Linked DNA regions of Homo sapiens: region 1 is linked to region 2. Evidence: chromatin contacts called from ENCODE Hi-C or POLR2A ChIA-PET data. All regions are on one chromosome and are shown on one strand. Each heading gives the region's core, a stretch centred on a gene start or an enhancer-like site at or near the end of the contact. The rest is flanking DNA. Distances are from core to core; before and after follow the strand shown. Region 1 has its middle 6.4 kb from the start of LINC03034. Region 2 overlaps OTUD7A (OTU deubiquitinase 7A).

Evidence for each region. A loop is a pair of places that touch in the nucleus more often than their neighbours do. ChIA-PET counts read pairs that join two places held with the same protein, here RNA polymerase II (POLR2A). Pooled maps may share reads with other maps.
Region 1: a map of posterior vena cava shows a loop between it and region 2 (6-fold over the local background). The contact joins two enhancer-like sites. A Hi-C loop is called at or near these places in 1 of 168 maps with a recorded cell type or tissue (posterior vena cava), 4 of 37 single-sample maps with no recorded cell type and 10 of 50 pooled maps. POLR2A ChIA-PET finds 5 or more read pairs at or near these places in 3 of 52 experiments (B cell, GM12878 and activated T-cell).

The regions. Positions count from the first base shown.
Region 1 is chr15:31,235,114-31,239,500 of GRCh38, reverse strand. No RefSeq gene overlaps it. Among named protein-coding and RNA genes, the nearest start is that of LINC03034, 6.4 kb to the right of the region's middle. RefSeq lists an enhancer at 2,701-2,995 and a silencer at 2,701-2,995. Within about 2 kb of position 2,825, at least 27 of the 41 ENCODE cell types and tissues checked have a DNase peak (open chromatin) inside an H3K27ac peak, as active enhancers do.
Region 2 is chr15:31,488,841-31,493,669 of GRCh38, reverse strand. The region is part of intron 10 of OTUD7A (OTU deubiquitinase 7A); the gene reads left to right. Among named protein-coding and RNA genes, the nearest start is that of KLF13, 160 kb to the right of the region's middle. RefSeq lists a silencer at 3,550-3,700 and an enhancer at 3,206-3,855. Within about 2 kb of position 3,494, at least 7 of the 41 ENCODE cell types and tissues checked have a DNase peak (open chromatin) inside an H3K27ac peak, as active enhancers do.

The DNA of each region.
Region 1 (4,387 bases), core at 1,576-4,075, 250 kb after region 2:
TTTTCTATATAAATTACCTAGTTTCAAGTATTCTGTTCTAAGCAATAGAAAACAGATTAAGACATTGCTTTATGAAATCAATGGTTGTTTTTATTCACCCTCTCAGTACTTCCTGTTCTTCACTCCTTCTTCCTCCTCAAACCTTCCTCTGAGACCACTTTCCTTCTCACTGAAATGCATCTTTCAGAAATCCCTTCAGGAAGAGTCAGCTGGTGATGAACTCCCTCAGTCTTTATACTGCCCCTATTCTTGAAAAAACTTTTCCCTGGGTAGAAAATTCAGCCCTATGAAACCTGCCTCCCACTTCCCTGTCTTCAGTCACCTTTGATTGAAGTACCTGGTGCAGGTGCCCCGACTGCTGCCTGAGGTGGCTGCCTGCTGCTTCACCCTTACCCCAAAGGTGTTGGCCTTCAGTGTGGGAAGGGCCTCCACCCTGACTCCCCACCTTGGGTGGCCCCTGAGCCTCAACTCTGTCCCTTAAGGCCAAAGAGCCTTCAAAGGCCCCAGTATTCTTATCCCTCTTAATGCATGCTTTCCCCAGAAGCTGGCCTGGCAGTTCTTCATTATCTTGCTGGTTCTTTGGCACTTTTAAGATAGTATATTTATAGCAAACGCTGGTGAGGCTATGGAGAAAAGGAAACTCTTATACACTATTCGTGGGAATGTAAACTAGTACAGCCACTATAGAGAACAGTACAGAGGTTCCTCAGAAACTACAAACAGCATTACCATATATCCAGCAATTCCACTACTGAGCATTTACCCAAAGGAAAGGAAATCAGAATATTGAAGGTACATCTGCACCCCCATATTTATTGCGGCACTATTCACGACAGCCAAGGTATCAAATCAACCTATCTGTCCAACAACAGATGAATGGATGAGGAAAATGTGATATATACACACAATGGAATACTATTCAGCCATAAAAAAGAAGCAAATCCTGTCATTCATGGCAACATGGATGGAACTGGAGGACATGATGTTAAGTAAAATAAGCCAGGCACAGGAAGTTAAACACCACATGCTCTCACTCATATGTGGAAGCTTAAAAAAGTTGATCTCATAGAAGTAAAAAGTGGAACAGAGCACACTGGAGGCTGGGAAGGGTAGGGGAAGGAGGGGCTAGGAAGAGATTTGTTAAAGGATTAAAAACTACATCTGGGCTGGGCTCAGTGGCTCACGCCTGTAATCCCAGCACTTTGGGAGGCCAAGGTGGGCAGATCACTCGAGGTCAGGAGTTTGAGACCAGCCTGGCCAATATGGTAAAACCTCCTCTCTACTTAAAATACAAAAATTAGCCAGCATGGTGGCATGCACCTGTAGTCCCAGCTACATGGGAGGCTGAGACAGGAGAATTGCTTGAACCTGGGCGGCAGAGATTGCTGTGAGCTGAGATTATGCCACTGCACACCAGCTTGGGCGGCGACAGAGTGAGACTCAGTCTCAAAAAAAAAAAAAAAAAAAAAAGCTACATCTGGATAGGAGGAATAAATTATAAATTCTAATGGCCTCTAGCACTGTAAGATGACCATCGTTAACAATAATATAATATATAGTTTCAAGTAGTTAGAAGGAAGATATTGAATGTTCCCAAGACAAAGAAATGATAAATGTTTGAGATGATGGGTATGCTAATTACCCTGATTTGATCACCATACATGTATTAAAACATCACTATGTATCCCCAAAATATTTAAAATTATTATACATCAATTAAAAGATAAATAAAATACAAAATTTTTAAAGAATATTTTAAATATGTTCTAACATTTCCAGTTGTTTCCAGCAGGCAGGTTTGTCTGAATTACCCAGCTCCTTTTCCCAGACTGGGGTCCAGATGATGTCACCTTGTATTTCCTGTTACTTTTCTCTGGACACATCTGGACACATGATTTAGTCCCTATCTCATGATGAACATTTTTGGATGCGGCCCTTTAAGGGCAGTTTTTCTGTTGCATCTTTTCTTCCAAAGTAACTCTTACTTAGCAGTCCAACAAGTAAGGCAGAAAGAAAAAATGAGCTCTCCCGGGTGAAGCAGGGGTGAGGGTCCAGAACTCTCTTTGCTCAGCCTACCTCTCCTACCCCTATCAGCCTTGAGCTCCTCCTGGAAACATTCCTGGGACTCGAAAATCATTACCCTAAGAACTTAGTAATTAGTTGATTAGTTGATTAGTAAATCAACATGAATTCACTATTGCCCATACCCTGAGGAAATCCGAAGGGCAGTGTTGAATGCGTCCATCCTGCTCTGCTCAGGGAAAAGAGTTGCTGAGTCTGAGGCAGGGGCTCTTCTTGCTTGGGGAAGAGGCCCTTGGTGCTGTGGGGCATACAGGAGTTCTCATGACTATGGCAACCACAGGGCGCCATGAACAGCTGTACAGGTTGCACACTACTCAAAGACTCCTTTGAGTCAGGGGGCAAGCAGGTTCTGAAATCTAGTGCATGCCCTGCACTAGATTAGGTTAGGTCTCTTTTTTTTTTTTTATCGCATGAATATTCCATAGAGGCAACAGTGGCCCTATGACCAGGATGAAATGTCATCATCACTCCACCCGCCTTTTTGAGCTCAGTCCCTATGCTTACTGCGCCTCTTTGTGACCCTGCAGACTCCACGGCAATTCTGACTTCAGGAAGGGGGGCTCTGGATTGGGGACCTAAGTATTCTAATCTGGAAGGAAACCTCTGCATGGAGCACAAGGGAACTCGTATCTGGCTTCTGTATTTTCATCCCTTATGCTGGGGGTTGGGGGTATGACTCATTCCCTCTGGACCAAGCGGGATTCCAGGAACTGATGATCTGGCCATGGGCCCTGAAACCACCAGGAGGCTCTTGGGAAATGCACCCAGCCTTCTTCAATCAAGCTGGTGTCTGCGTGGCCCTCCCGAGCTGGCTGGAATCCAGCCTTAACTTTCCCTCCACCCATCTCCCACTGCTCCAGTGACAATGCTCACAATGAAAGCCAGCCAACAGGGGACAAGGTTGCCAGCGGGGCTGAACAGCCCCCTCGGCCCCCTGGCCCGGCCCGTGGGGAGCTGGCAGCCGCGGTGACGGGAAAACACACATTGTTTGGGGGCGTTGCGGATACAGTACAGATTATTTTTAGCAAATTGTTCTGACTTAGTGAAAAACCTGAAAGATAGTGTTGATAATCATTCTTATTTTAGTGCCGCAGATGGCACTGCTATAATTACACCCTTGTTTCTGGGTGACTCTGCTGTTCCCATAAGAAGACACCTTGCCTGATGCAGAAATACATCATTGAAGGTTGTCTTCATTTTTTAATTTCGGGCTCAATCTTTTCCTTTTTACCCTTAAGTATTAACCACATTTGTTGAGAAAGAGTAAATTATTCACATGTCTCTCATGCTAATATTAGCCTGAAGATAACTGAAAGGTTTGGGGCCTCTTTGTTCTCTGATCCGAGTGTCAGGCGGGAATGACCCGCGGCTCTAGGCCTCCTCCTCAGAGGTGCTTCCCGGGCCCTGAGCCAAGTCAGGCTCTGTGCAATCTCATTTCATCCTGCACTTGCTTTCAAATCGGTGTTTTCCATTTGTAATTATGTACTTATCTGTGAAATACTTGGACCAACGCCTGTCCCGCTCCTGGGCCATAAGCTCCACAGAGAAGGGGCTGGAGTTTTTTTTGTTCATGACATGTCCCCAGTGCCTAGAACAGAGACATCTGTGAAACGTAAGAAGGAATGGGAAAGCCACCACTGCAGGTGGGCGTCTAAGGAACCTGCAGCCTCTAGCTCTCTTCCCGGTCCTCCCATCCTTGGGCTCATCACCACTGAAAGCCTTTGGCCGATACTTGGCCTATCTCTGTAACTTCAGTTTTCCCATCTGACGAACAGAATTAATAAAATATGCCCAACTTACAGCAAAGAGATAGCACGAGACTAATAAGGAACATGTAAGTGTGATAAGACTGAAAAGGGGAAACAGATAGGAGCCAACTATTCTATTCTTAAAATTAGAATTGAAGGCCATGTGCGGTGGCTCACACATATAATCTCATCCCACTTAGAGAGGCCGAAGTGGGCCGATTGCTTGATCTTGGGAGTTCGAGACCGGCCTGGGCAACATGGTGAAACCCCATCTTTACCAAAAATACAAAAATTAGCCATAAGTGATGGCACGTGCCTGTAGTCCCAGCTATTTAGGAGGCTAAGGTGGGAGGATCACTTGAGCCCAGGAGGTCAAGGGTGCAATGAGCTGTGATGGCACCACCGCACTCCAGCCCGGGTGACAGAGTGAGACCCTGTCTCAAAAATAAAATAAATAGATAACAATTTTAAAAAGTAATATATAGATATAGATATAGATAGATATAGATTGATTGGAGTGAGGGATACAGACAGAAGAACTGGAATTCCACTGAGAG
Region 2 (4,829 bases), core at 2,245-4,744:
GAGCACAAACATCATGATTTCTGTTCTTTTTAATGCACTCAGACTGGCTAAGAATATGTTCTGTGTTGGTGAATATTCCATATGTATTTGAAAATAATATATACTCTGCTCTTGTTAGGTTCTAGAAATGTCAATTACCTCAAATTCTCTGAGAGTGCAGCTCAGTTCTTCTATATCCTTACTGGTTTCTGCCTACTTGCTCTGTCAGTTACTGAGCAAAAAGTAGCAAAGTCTGCAGCTGTAATACATTTGTTTATTTCTCTCATTTTTGTTAGTATTTGCTTCATGTACTTTGAAGCTATGTTGTTAGCATGCATACACATAGGATGATTATGGCTTCTTGGAAAATTGACCCCTTTAGCATTATGTAATGTTCCTCTTTTTCTTTGGTAACAGTCCATGTTGTGGAGCCTACTTTGACATAAATATGGCTACTCTAGCTCTCTTTCCATTAGTGAATATCTTTTAACCTCCATATGTCTTTATATTTAAAATGGGATTCTTTTTCTTTTTTTTTTTTCCTACAACCTCAACCTCTCAGGTTCAAGCAATTCTCCTGCCTCAGCCTCCCGAGTAGCTAGGATTACAGGCACACACTATCATGCCCAGCTAATTTTTGTATTTTTAGTAGAGACAGGGTTTCATCATGTTGGCCAGGCTGGTCTCGAACCCCTGACCTCAAGTGATCCACCCATCTCAGCCTCCCAAAGTGCTGGGCATGAGCCACAGTGCCTGGCCCTTACAATGAGATTCTTGTAGACAGCATATATGTGGGTTTTGCTTTTTCATCCAGTCTGACAATTTTATCTTTTAAAAGATACGTTTTGACCATTTTCATTTAATAGTATTAATGATATGTTTGGATTAAAATCCACCATCTTGCTACCTGTTTTCTATGTACTGTATGAGTTCTTTTTTCCTTTTGTTTCTCTTTTGCTATCTTATCTTGGGTAAATTGAGCTTTTTAATGGTTCCGTTTTATTTCCACTATGGACCTGTTATACCCCTATTTTTAATTGTTAGTGGTTTCCCTAGGGTTTGCAATAAACATCTTTAATTAATGAGATTTGTTTTTTTTTTTTTTTTTGAGACAGAGTCTCACTCTGTCACTCAGGCTGGAGTGCAGTGGCATGATCTTGCAGGCTCTCACTGCAGCCTCCGCCTCCTGGGTTCAAGCGATTCTCCTGCCTCTGCCTCCAGAGTAGCTGGATTACAGGCACACAGCACCATGCCCAGCTAATTTTTGTATTTTTAGTAGAGATGGGGTTTCACCATGTTGGCCAGGCTGATCTTGAACTCCTGACCTCAAGTGATCCAACCACCTTGGCCTCCCAAAGTGTTGGAATTACAGGTGTGAGCCACCACACCTGGTCTAATTAATGAGATTCTATTTTAAGTAATATTACTTGACTTCACATGTTGTATAAGGATATTACAACAGTGTATTACCAATCCCTCCCTCCCATTCTTTGCTATTATCAGACATTTTATTTTTACATCTGTTATAAATTCATAATGCACTGCTGCCCTTTGCTTTAGACAGTTATCTGTTAGAGCAATTAAAAAGAAGAAAAAAATGAATTTTCACATCCATTTATTCCATTTCCATCACTCTTAATTGTGTAAATACAAGTTTCTACTGGTACCATATTTCTTGCACTTTAACATCTCCTGTAGTTCAGGTCTGCTGGCAATGATTTGCTCACTTTTATTTGAAAAACTCTTTATGTCTTCTTCATGTTTCAGAGATATTTTGGCTGGGTATAGAATTCTAGATTAACAGTTTTTTTTTTTCTTTCAGCACTTTAAAAATGTCACTCCATTATCTTCTGGCTTACCTGTTTTACCATGAAAAGTCTGTTGTAATTTGTACCTTTGTTTTTCTCTGTATAATGTATCCTCTTTTTTCTCTGGCTGCCTTCAAGACTTTCTTTTTGTCTTTGGGTTTCAGAAGTGTTAAGAGGCTATTATAGGAATATTTGTGGTGGTGTTACTTTTTCTTCTTGATGTTCTCTTAGTTTCTTAGATCTGTGTTGATGGTTGTCATTAATTTTGAAAAATTCTTAGCCATTATTTCTTTAAAATTTTATTTTGCATTGTTCTTTCCCTCTTCTGGGATTTCATTTACACAGAACTTAAGGTGCTGATATTGTCACACAGCTCTTAGATGCTGTGTTCAGTTTCCCACCTCCTTTTTTTCTGTTTCAGTTTGTGTCATTTCTAGTAACCTATCTTGAGGTTTACAGATCAGATTCTTTGCTCAGCTATATCAAGTCAACTGACCAGCCCCTCAAAATCATTCTTCACCTCTATTATGGTGTTTTTCATTTCTAGCATTTTCATTTCTTTCTCATAGATTTGTTCTGTATGCTGAAATTAACCATCAAATCTTGCATGGTATCTGGCTTTTCTATTAGTCCTTAACTTATTAATCAGTTATTTTTAATTCCTTGTCTGATAGTTTCAACACCTGTGTCATATCTGAGTCTTGTTCTATAAACTGCTTTGTCTTTTATCAATGTGTTGGGTTTTTTTTTTTATCTTTCCTTTCGCCTCATAGGTTTTTTGTTGTCGTTGCTGAAAGCCAGGCATCTTGAGTAGGACAGTAAAGACTGCAGTAAATCACTTTTATTCCTGGAAAGAAGCATGCCTTTCCTTTTGCTAGGTTTTCAGAGTCTAGGTTTGGACCAGTCTAGTTATGATAGCCCAGGAAGGTCACCCCCATCCCCAGATCCAGGGATACAGTGCCTGCCTAAGACAGATGCTTAATCAGAGTAACAGAAGATGACCCTTAGTGCACCCAGTGTTTGTTGCCCTACACTCTGCAGTTTAAGCTTTTATTCCTTGGTAGAGGTAGGATGGAAATATCTATGGAGACACTCTCTTAGAACTCCTGCCAGTCTTTTTTGGGAGAACCAGGTAGGTCCTGTGGAGAGGAGCCTGCAGGTGCATGTGAATTTCCTTTATATCTTCAGCCCCCAGGGTTCCATATTATTTCACTAGCTGATACTGTTCCTTTACCAATTTAACCATTTTAGCTGAATGATTCTTACTGGGGTCCAGCTGAATTGGCCCTTCTTAAGCTCATGTCTGTCTCTCCTTGGAGGCACCTGTCTTTCCTTAGATATTGGATAAGTCGGTTTCCCTGTGACTTCAGCTGTCTGGTGGGTTAAAGATAAGTTGTGAATTTGCAGTTTGACTGGAATGTTTTCATGGTGGAACAATGCTCTTCCAGCTTTTCACATCGGAGACAAAAACCAGAAATCTTGATTTTTTTTTAGAAAATAAGTACTCAGAATATATTCAGGCTAGCATGAGATGATGCCTATATGTTTCCAGGCTAAAAGACATACAAGAGGCCTTTCAAAAACAAAAACAAAACACCTTTCCGGCCTTTTTAGGCTCATTTTGAAAAGCAGTTGCTGTTCTAGACATTTACCACCAGAGGGCAAGCCGCTGCATGGCTGCTCCTCACTGGTAAAGCCAGGTTTCCAATAGGGAAATGTCAGGGTGTACAGTTGAGAAGCAGAGGCATCCTGAGCAGCCGCTGCTCACGAGGAGGACCTGTTTTCATGGCCTCCTGGCCGGAACTGTCCCTGGGCTCTGCAGCCCCAGCCCTCACCACAGGCCGCAGTTGACCCTCTGCAGAAAAGCCTTCCTTTGAGCCCCTCGGTGTCTTCAGTTGTGAGCAGGCATGTCCGTAGAGCCTCTCAGTACCTGGCCCTTCACCCCAGCCAGATCTAGGCCGCAAGGCTGCTGGACCCTTCTAGGTGGACAGGCACTAGCCCCTTCAGGGGTATTCCCACCGTGCACTGGAGCCCTGGGCAGCCCAAGGAGTCCATTCCAGCCCTGCTGTTGAGGGGAGGAGTCCCCAGGAACCCCATGATAGGGAAGTGAGGGTGACTGTCTGGGGTGCCGTCTTAGCTTAGGTGGTTTATCTGAAACAAACAAACCAAAATCACAGTGACTTAACACAGTGGAAATCTAAAAGGAGTGTTCTCAATTGTCAGGCAGCTCTTCAGTGGAGATCTGCTGTCTTCTGCAGGCACCATGGAAGGGGAGTGGGGAGAGACACCCCCATGCCTGAGCACATCACCCAGCACTTCCCACATTGCTTCTGCCCACAGACCATGGATGCCACTAGGTGCCTGTTCCCCCTAAATCCTGGGGCCGGGGTGGCTAAGACATGGAGTGGTGGCTGGGCTGATGTTCTCCAACAGCAATTCTACCCTGGGAAGCGGGTGGACAGCCAGACCCAAAATGTCCAAGTTGCACCCACAGGAACTGCTTCTAACAGATTATTCTTGTTCTAGAACAATATTTCCTGAATTTGCTTGATTTTAAAAGCCACAGGAGATGCTTATTTAAAATGTTGCTTTTTGAGTCCCTTTCCTGGACACTTTGGTTTGGCCCATCCATTCATGGGGGCTTGGAACTCCCAGGAGCTGCACTGCTCTATTCTGGGAAACATTGTGGATGGGGAGAGCCTGTGCCACCCCCTGCCCCATGAGTAAGAAGCGAGGCTAACCCCTTCTCTGTTTGTGTAGTGACTCATAGAACTATGGGACAGGCTGCTGGGCACCACCCAAGGGAGACCTGTCCCTGAGCCAGCCCTGCAGCCCTCCCTGGGTGTGTCTGCCCTGCAGCTCAGATCTGGAAAGGGTGGCCACGTCAAGGCAGAACCCAGCAGGCTGCAGCAAAGCCAGGCCAAGCCACCCCTGACCTCTCAAATCAGAGCACTGCACTTTCCAATCCCAAGCCAGATTAATGAAAAGCCCGGAGCTGGTCATTGGTCAGCAAAGCTGCATTTCCCTTATTGGCAGCTTGGG